Linked DNA regions of Homo sapiens: region 2 is linked to region 1. Evidence: chromatin contacts called from ENCODE Hi-C or POLR2A ChIA-PET data. All regions are on one chromosome and are shown on one strand. The core of a region is the stretch at or near the end of the contact, and the rest is flanking DNA. Distances in the headings are between cores, read along the strand shown. Region 1 holds the start of RAD9B (RAD9 checkpoint clamp component B). Region 2 holds the start of ATXN2 (ataxin 2).

Region 1 (4,328 bases), core at 844-3,343:
TCGGCTCACTCACTGCAACCTCCATCTGCTGGATTCAAGCAATTCTCCCACCTCAGCCTCCCGAGTAGCTGGGATTACAGGTGCCCACCACCATGCCAGGCTAATTTTTATATTTTTAGTAGAGAAGGAGTTTCACCATGTGGACCAGGCTAGTCTCGAACTCCTGACCTCAGGTGATCCACCCACCTCGGCCTCCCAAAGTGCTGGGATTACAGGCGTGAGCCATCGCGCCCGGCCTCAATTTTTAAATGTTGGAAATTATTTCAAATTAAAAAAAAAAAAAAACAGTGCAGGCCAACAAACATTCCTGCAGACCGTAGCTAGTCTCTTAACTACCAGTTTGTGACTTCCAGTTTAAATCAATCAAGCTTATCTGCATATTTTCAACTTTACCATGCTCTAAGTGTATTCAGATATGTAAAATAAAGATAAACAGTGAAAGGGATAATTACAATTTCTGGATTTCCTAGTTAACATTCAATCTGGACTGGGATCTTTAAACATCTCCTCTTGCCTTGATACGTGATCTGTTAACTTTCTTACTTACACCTTTTTTAGATGGGTCTAGCCAGAACTCGTCACTAATTCGTGATAGAGCTTGAACTGCTTTCCCAAATACTATGGAGAAAAAGAAAGGTGATGCTTATATTCTTTCCCTCTAACAATAAAAACAAATCACAAGACTAGTTCAGCATTCAGAGGACTCAAGAGAAATTCAAAAATAACAGTATCTTACAGACTAATGCTACATTACTTTAATACAGTATAATACCCTTGGCAAAATGCCAGACACATAGTCAGGGCTCAATAAATTTGTAGTGTGTGAAATGATAAAATTGACCGAAATTTGTCCTTCTATATGTTTACAGTGTTGCATGGAGCTACTGTGCAAACCAATTTCCATACTAATGTATTTTACAACTTGATTTAGATAAATGTATTTGACCCCCCAAAAACTGTGAAAACAGTGCATGGAGAAGATAATCTGAAGTGGTTTTAATAGCTTGATAGCCAAGTCACAACAAGTCATGAGAGAGAAATTAGGGGTATCCAACATACATCTCTGATGTTTGAGGGCAGCCAGATTTCCCCACCACAGAACACATTTAGGGCTGGAAAACACACTAGTCTGATCCCGTACGACATTGTTAATGTTCTTTTTATTTTTTATTTTTTTTGAGACAGAGTCTCACTCTGACACTCAGGCTGGAGTGCAGTGGCACGAGCTCAACTCACTGCAGCCTCAACCTCCCGGGCTCAATCGATCCTCTCGCCTCAGCCTTCCAAGTAGCTTGGGATTACAGGCGCCCACCACTAAGCCCGGCTAATTTTTGTATGTTTAGTAGAGACGGGGTTTCATCATGTTGGTCAGGGTGGTCTCGAACTCCCGACCTAAGGTGATCCACCCGCCTTGGCCTCCCAAAGTGCTAGGATTACAGGCGTGAGCCACTGCACCCGGCCTAACTTCCATTTTGAAAGCGCCGTTTACAACACTAATAGTTCTTGTACATTCCATCTATTACTGGGCTCTTTACACGCATTTCCATTTCATTGCCTCCAAACAAACTCTGTGACGAAGGTGCTGTCATTACCCCTGTTTCCGTTTTAGAAACTGAGCCCCAAAGAGATTTAGTGACTTTTCCAAGTTCATACATTTTTAAAAATGGTAGAATCTGGGGAAAAAAAAAACCAGGTTAATGCTGTTCTCTTGGCACAAAAATACTTTTACTGTCCAAGCATTATTTTTTTCTCTCAACTCTTCCCCATGCAGTCCTCAGCATCCCGAGTTTGTGGCCCGATGGTACAACTCTATTTCCCGGATACCACCCATATTACATCTGCCTCTAAGTCACACGAGATGGGTCCTCATCCTCCCCTCAGAAGTTAACAGGGACTTGAGTGGGTGGGGCTGTGGCCAGGGCGTGCGTCCTCAGTCATTGCGCAAAAAGGCAAAGAGGAAAAATTAGACAATGGTAGGGACGACCTATTAACGTCTGCTTTTCTCTCTGCTAAATGGGAAGACAACAAAGGCCGCTCCACCTTTCACCTGACTGCCGCTCATCACGCACTTCAGCATGGCTGCCATCCGCCCTAAAAAGCAGGCTCGGAAGGCGCGCCTCAGCTCGACGGCCCAGGTGCCCGGATGTTGCCCGCGCTTTTCAAAGCTTCGCGATCTCGTCTCTGCACTCTACCACCCCGCCTCCACAAGTTCCCAAACGGCTTTACGGCGGAGAAGGGTCCGTGCGGGCCTCCGTACGGCAATTTCTGTCTCCCTCTGCTCTCATTGGTTGCGGTTAAGTGGGCGGGTCGCCGAGGAGCCTGAGGAAGAGGGCGGCGACGGTGGTGGTGACTGAGCGGAGCCCGGTGACAGGATGGTGAGGGCTGCAGTTGCGGCGACCAAGGCCTGGCTCTCGGGTGGGGTGCTGCGTTGTTGGGAGCCGTGGGGAGGCCGAGGGCGAGGAATTGGGAAATCCCGGAGGCCTCGGCGTCAGGGCCCAGGCGCTGGCCTGGGAAAGGCCCAGAAGAGGTCTAGGGAAGGAAGGGAGCGGCCACCTCTGGGTGCGGCTGGCCTAGGTCTCGTATCCCGGCCCCAAGGGGCCAGAGGCCATCCAAGGGGTAAAAAGGCCCCTCTAGCAGCCCGACCTGTCACGAGACACGCACGCCCGAGCCAGGGAAGGCCTTTGGTCCTATACCTCGAATGTTCCGGGGATAGGGGCACGGTCCTCCGTTTCCAGACGGTTCCTACTCGTTTCCCGCAAAAAGCACCTCCCGCTGGTTGGGGTGTAGTGGTGGAAGCTGGCCTCTCGAATGCAGAACAGGAAGTAGCGAGCAGAATTTCGTACCCGTTTAACTTTGCCATCTAGGGAAAGGGAATAAACCACCCTCCTCGCTCCTGAAATAACATCTAGCTGCCATTGAGATGAGCAGGTGTGCTCTCAGAGGGCGGGATTTGGCGCTTGCAATTGCTGGAACTGTTTCTTTCCACGGGTTGCTACGCCTCTTTAGGGTAGGATTCCTTAATGATGTGTGAACTCATTGAAACTGTTGGGAAATTTTTGTGAATATACACATTTTTCTGGGGAGAGTGCCGGTGTTGGAGACTTACCTAGTCTCCCCCAGCCACCTTCAAGCAATCACCCCTTCACCCCCAGTAGTTTGGTGCCCCTCAGACCTTCCTACATAAAAACTGGGGGCCTCTACTAGAGAGGACTCAGAGCTGTAATCATATTTTCTTTCTTTCTTTTTGAGATGGAGTCTCGCTCTGTCGCCCAGGCTGGAGTGCAATGCCGCGATCTCGGCTCACTGCAATGCCGCCCGGGTTCAAGCCTCAGCTCCTGCCTCAGCCTCCCGAGTAGCTGGGATTACAGGCGCCCGCCACCAAGCCCGTCTAAATTTTTGTATTTTTAGTAGAGACGGGGTTTCACCATGTTGGTCAGGCTGGTCTCTACCTCCCGACCTCAGATGATCCACCCGCCTCGGCCTCCCAAAGTGCTGGGGTTACAGGCGTGAGCCACCGCGCCCGGCCTGTAATCATATTTTCAAAGGTGCCTTTGACTCTTAAAAAGTCAATTGTTTGGGGCAACCCACTCGGGTCCCCTTCCACCCTGTGTAAGCTTTGTTCTTTCGCTCTTCACAATAAATCTTGCTGCTGCTCAAAAAAAAAAAAAAAATCAATTGTTTGAAATGGAGCTGTGATTATCTTCATATTTGTGTTGATGGAGGTTGGCTGTAAAGGGACGTCTACCTCTGACAGGCATTTATTGCATTCTTTTTTATTTTTACAAGGAAACCAAAGAAGCTATGCATTTTTAAGATTATTACTATTGCATGACAAACAGCCTTTTCAAGAGGGGGACTTACAGACATGGCAGCCAGAGATTTATGGTGCATGCTTCTTTAAAATCTTTAATCTCACTTTTAATTTTTGCTTCTAAACAGACTCCAATTTAAAGTAATCCGTTTACAGTAATTTCGAGACACCTATCCATGGGAGAAGACATAATTACTTGCCATGGTTTCAAAATATTAATGTTTCTCAAGTTGTTTGAGAAGTGATCCCTCTTATTTAGGGTAGTTGTACTGGAACATCATTTTTCATATGAAATAGAACTGGGAAAAATTTAGCATTAGCCAGTTCTTTCATGATTAAAAGCATTTTATTTGGCAAAGGATACAGACGTTCAACACTCAGTACAGTGTCCAGAGTCTGTGGGCAGCAAATTCAAGTGTGGGAAAGGTCCAGTTTTACCTGAATAAATGTGTTTGTTTTTATTATTTTGTCTTCACCTTTAGTTGATTTGTTCAACACTTGATAATGTATTCATGGT
Region 2 (4,328 bases), core at 612-3,111, 1.1 Mb before region 1:
CTCAGACTCCCCCCTCAGAGCCTTTGCCCTCGCTGTGCCCTCCACCTGGAGCGTTTCTCCCCAGGATCCTCATGCCCATGCTCATTTGGGTCCCTGCCCCATGTCACCCTCTCCAGGAGCTTCCCCTCACAGCAGCCCTGGCCTGTACCACAGCCGGGTACAGGTATTTTTTTGTTTCAACTGGTTTTTTAGTTCCAGTTTCCTTTAGGTTACTTTATTTATTTATTTATTTATTTATTTTTTGAGACGGAGTCTCGCTCTGTCGCCCAGGCTGGAGTGCATGATCTCGGCTGACTGCAACCTCCACCTCCCGGATTCAAGCAATTCTCCTGTATCAGCCTCCCGAGTAGCTGGGATTACAGGCGCCCACCACCACACCCGGCTAATTTTTATATTTTTGGTAGAGACGGGGTTTCACCATGTTGGCTAGGCTAGGTTAATTTTTAAAGGGTTTTGCAATGGTCCCTTGATCTACTTTTTACCTTAGATGGGAAATAAAACTGATTTCCTACATTGGCAGAATACAATGATCATTTTTGCCTGGACTATCTAGGAGGTTAATTTCAGTTGGACTACTGAAAACTGCTGGTTCAATCATTCTCCACGTTTATCTAAGTCTTTACCTTTATCTGGACAGTTCTAGGACATTGAGGGGAATTTTGGTGTTTCTTCCCCTATTATTTCCTGAAGTCATTTCACTTTAAAAAACAATAGATTCACTGCTCAAAAAAAAAAAAAAAAGTTACCTACTTTCTACTTGCTTCCAGTTTAACTGCAACACATTTTAAAAAGAGTCTACTGTGCTGGCTGGGTAAGTTAAATTAAAACTTCTAAAGGGTCCAAGGTCTAAAGTTCGCACATTGTTTTGAGGTCGGCTCTGTCTCTACCGAGGGAGATCCCATTATCCGTAGTTCTACCAGTCCCAATCCCATATATTTCCTTTAGAATCTCATGAATGAGGAAAAAGAAGTTCAAGTGAGGGAACATAGGTTCAAATGAAGGTCAGATACCTAAAAGAGTTTTCTGGTGACTGTGCGCGGCTGGGGTGGAAAAAGTGGGGAAAAGGTACCCAGATGTGGGTGGCCCCGGAGGGTTGCTCCACTCCAGCCCCGGCAGGGCAGGACAGCGCGGCCTGCCTGGTAGATGCCCCGAGCCACTGGAGCGCCTACTGTGTGGCGGGCGGGGGACGGCAGGAAAACGGCAGGATGCTGTGTCCCCTGAATCTGGCAGGGTTCTAGGTGCTTTACACGTAGCAAGACACATTCTCCGCCCCAAGGCACTCGCAGTCAGTCCATTTTCTGGGTTGCATCAGGTGGGGGCAAACTAGGTCCCCGCAGAAGTGAAGATGCTGAAGGAATACAGTAGGAGAAGAAATGCTTCTCTCCTGTCCTCCACACCAGGCAGGCCCCAGAGGCTGAGACCGACACGCCCTCCCCGAAGGGCAGACCCGCCTTGAGGAAGGCGGATCCGGGTAGGGACCGCCGCCTGGCCCTCACCCGACCCCCGAGAAAGCAACCCAGCGCGCCGCCCGCTCCTCACGTGTCCCTCCCGGCCCCGGGGCCACCTCACGTTCTGCTTCCGTCTGACCCCTCCGACTTCCGGTAAAGAGTCCCTATCCGCACCTCCGCTCCCACCCGGCGCCTCGGCGCGCCCGCCCTCCGATGCGCTCAGCGGCCGCAGCTCCTCGGAGTCCCGCGGTGGCCACCGAGTCTCGCCGCTTCGCCGCAGCCAGGTGGCCCGGGTGGCGCTCGCTCCAGCGGCCGGCGCGGCGGAGCGGGCGGGGCGGCGGTGGCGCGGCCCCGGGACCGTATCCCTCCGCCGCCCCTCCCCCGCCCGGCCCCGGCCCCCCTCCCTCCCGGCAGAGCTCGCCTCCCTCCGCCTCAGACTGTTTTGGTAGCAACGGCAACGGCGGCGGCGCGTTTCGGCCCGGCTCCCGGCGGCTCCTTGGTCTCGGCGGGCCTCCCCGCCCCTTCGTCGTCCTCCTTCTCCCCCTCGCCAGCCCGGGCGCCCCTCCGGCCGCGCCAACCCGCGCCTCCCCGCTCGGCGCCCGCGCGTCCCCGCCGCGTTCCGGCGTCTCCTTGGCGCGCCCGGCTCCCGGCTGTCCCCGCCCGGCGTGCGAGCCGGTGTATGGGCCCCTCACCATGTCGCTGAAGCCCCAGCAGCAGCAGCAGCAGCAGCAGCAGCAGCAGCAGCAGCAACAGCAGCAGCAGCAGCAGCAGCAGCAGCCGCCGCCCGCGGCTGCCAATGTCCGCAAGCCCGGCGGCAGCGGCCTTCTAGCGTCGCCCGCCGCCGCGCCTTCGCCGTCCTCGTCCTCGGTCTCCTCGTCCTCGGCCACGGCTCCCTCCTCGGTGGTCGCGGCGACCTCCGGCGGCGGGAGGCCCGGCCTGGGCAGGTGGGTGTCGGCACCCCAGCCCCCTCCGCTCCGGGCCCGGCGTCCCCTCCCCCGCGGCCCGCGCCGCCGTCCCCGCCCCGTGACCCGCCGGGCTACCCGGGGTGGGCTGGGGGCCGGCAGCGCGGGGGAGACTCGCTCGGGCCTGAGCCCCGAGGCTCGGCCGGTGGGCGCAGCCGGGGTCCTCTGGGATTGTCAGGCCTGTCCAGCCTCCCGCAGCATCCCCGCCCCCTCCCCCGGCGGTCAAGATGGAGGGAGCGGGCGGCCTCCCCTCCCCACGCGTGTTGGGAGGGGTTCTCGGGTAGCGGCGATGGTCAGCCCCGGCTCCCCCTTCCGCACGATCCTCCGCCCGCAGCGTGGGGATGCTCGGGCAGCTCCTCCACTCCCGGTTTAGGTGTGAACGTTGGAGGGGTCTGGAGGCTGTGGTGGCGTTTTCCGGAACATGTCCCCCTCCATGGGGGACATCTCTGGAGGGGAGAAGTTAGGGCCGCGTCCCCCGTGCCGGTTAAAGGGGTAGGCACCGGGCTCCTCCGGAATCATCAGGGTCTGTCGGGGCTCTCTCCCCGCCCCCTCCGAGTCCTGGGAAAGATCGGAGGACGGGGTGGAGACAAGTGGGCCTTGGCCCCCGCACCCCTCTGCGTTCGTGTCCGAGGCGGCGGCGGGGGCTCCCGAACTCCCCTGAAATCGTGGGGCTCCATGTGGCCTCCGGCAGCGTTCCACCCTCCCCCACCTGGGGAAGGGAAGGGGTGGGGAGTGCCCGGCCCCGTCCCGGCCTTCCTCCTTCCCCCGCCAGACCTCTCCGGCGCGCGGGTGGTGGCCGATCCGCATTGCTGTTCGAGGCCGCAGTGGAGAAGGCGCCTGTGGAACATCGGTGGGTGAGGGCTGGACCCAGGCTGGACCCTGGAGATCCGGGGTGGCGGTGCTGGTGGCAGGGGGCGGGCACCCTGCGCACTTATCCCAACCCCCGCCCCAATTTCGGAAATGCTAGGAGAGAGAGATTGCAGCAGGGGACGTGGTCGGGTTCCTGAAGGCAGAAAGGCGGGTGTTTACTAGCGTCTTTTTCCCTCCTAAGCCGGGGTTGTAGTAGGGGCTGGGGGCTCAGTGTTGTCCCGGCTAACTGGGTTTGACTCGAGGGTGTGTTTGTGCAGGAGGGCCTGTTGGGGGTGGCGGGCGGTTGTCAGTTCGTATTTCACGAACTAAGAAAATGCTTAGTGTTCAAAGGGAGAAGGAAACGTCAATAGACTCCATTCCATTGTGGCCGGTGTCCTTAACTTCGGGAGTGCCGCCAGAGCTTACCAAGGGCACGCAAGTCCATTTCCCTTGTGCCTCAAGTCCATCCGTGTTGTAGGCACTACTGTGCCTTCTTTAGGCCTAGGCCGCCGGCTTGACGGCGGGTGACCGGCGTCCTCCTTAAATAGGCATCTTGGGCTTTGGAAGGTGGAATAAGAGGATTTTTCATTCACCCGAGTTTTCTTTTTGAAAACACATTTTCAGCAACCCATTTCCAAAGAATTTTTATTTACAGCAGAAATTCCCCATCAAGAGGAATCAGCTGGTTTTTAAGGAATTCTGCTGCCTTCAAAGGGGGCGGAAACAGTCGGTTATTTGACTTTACACGCCCCGCCCCCCCTTCCCCTTCTCTGAGTCTGAAGCATCCCAAACACTACTTAGCCAAACTAGTTCAGATGAAGTGATCGTTTCCCCAAGTAGGGTAACTTCAGTTTCCCTTTTTCGTTGGCATCTAGCGAAAAATGAAAAAATTTAAAATACAACTTTTATAGAAAAGGATGTATTCTGTTTTTACTTTCTTAGGTATTAGGAAGAGATTTGGCAGATAATTCAACATGTTCAAATATATAAACATTAAAACTAAGGTTATTAAGTTGCATTGACTACTAGGCTTAAAAATTAGATTATAAGAGAATTTGCTCCTGAGTAG

What was found. Hi-C counts contacts between places; a loop is a spot of excess contacts on that map. ChIA-PET counts read pairs that join two places held with the same protein, here RNA polymerase II (POLR2A). Pooled maps may share reads with other maps.
Region 2: a map of naive thymus-derived CD4-positive, alpha-beta T cell shows a loop between it and region 1 (10-fold over the local background). The contact joins the promoter of ATXN2 here to the promoter of RAD9B in region 1. A Hi-C loop is called at or near these places in 1 of 168 maps with a recorded cell type or tissue (naive thymus-derived CD4-positive, alpha-beta T cell) and 8 of 50 pooled maps. POLR2A ChIA-PET finds 5 or more read pairs at or near these places in 1 of 52 experiments (Panc1).

Annotation. Positions count from the first base shown.
Region 1 is chr12:110,500,096-110,504,423 of GRCh38, reverse strand. RAD9B (RAD9 checkpoint clamp component B) reads right to left here and starts at 2,093. Exons shown (of 11, transcript NM_001286535.2): 1 at 2,041-2,093; 2 at 548-618. The coding sequence starts at 2,086. It overlaps VPS29 (VPS29 retromer complex component), which reads left to right and starts at 2,313. Exons shown (of 4, transcript NM_016226.5): 1 at 2,313-2,375. The coding sequence starts at 2,373. RefSeq lists an enhancer at 2,345-2,484.
Region 2 is chr12:111,596,848-111,601,175 of GRCh38, reverse strand. It overlaps ATXN2 (ataxin 2), which reads left to right and starts at 1,861. Exons shown (of 25, transcript NM_001372574.1): 1 at 1,861-2,392. The coding sequence starts at 2,142. It overlaps ATXN2-AS (ATXN2 antisense RNA), which reads right to left and starts at 1,678. Exons shown (of 2, transcript NR_146497.1): 1 at 1,623-1,678; 2 at 921-1,348. RefSeq lists an enhancer at 1,127-1,356 and silencers at 1,817-2,126, 2,187-2,356, 2,447-2,496, 3,087-3,216.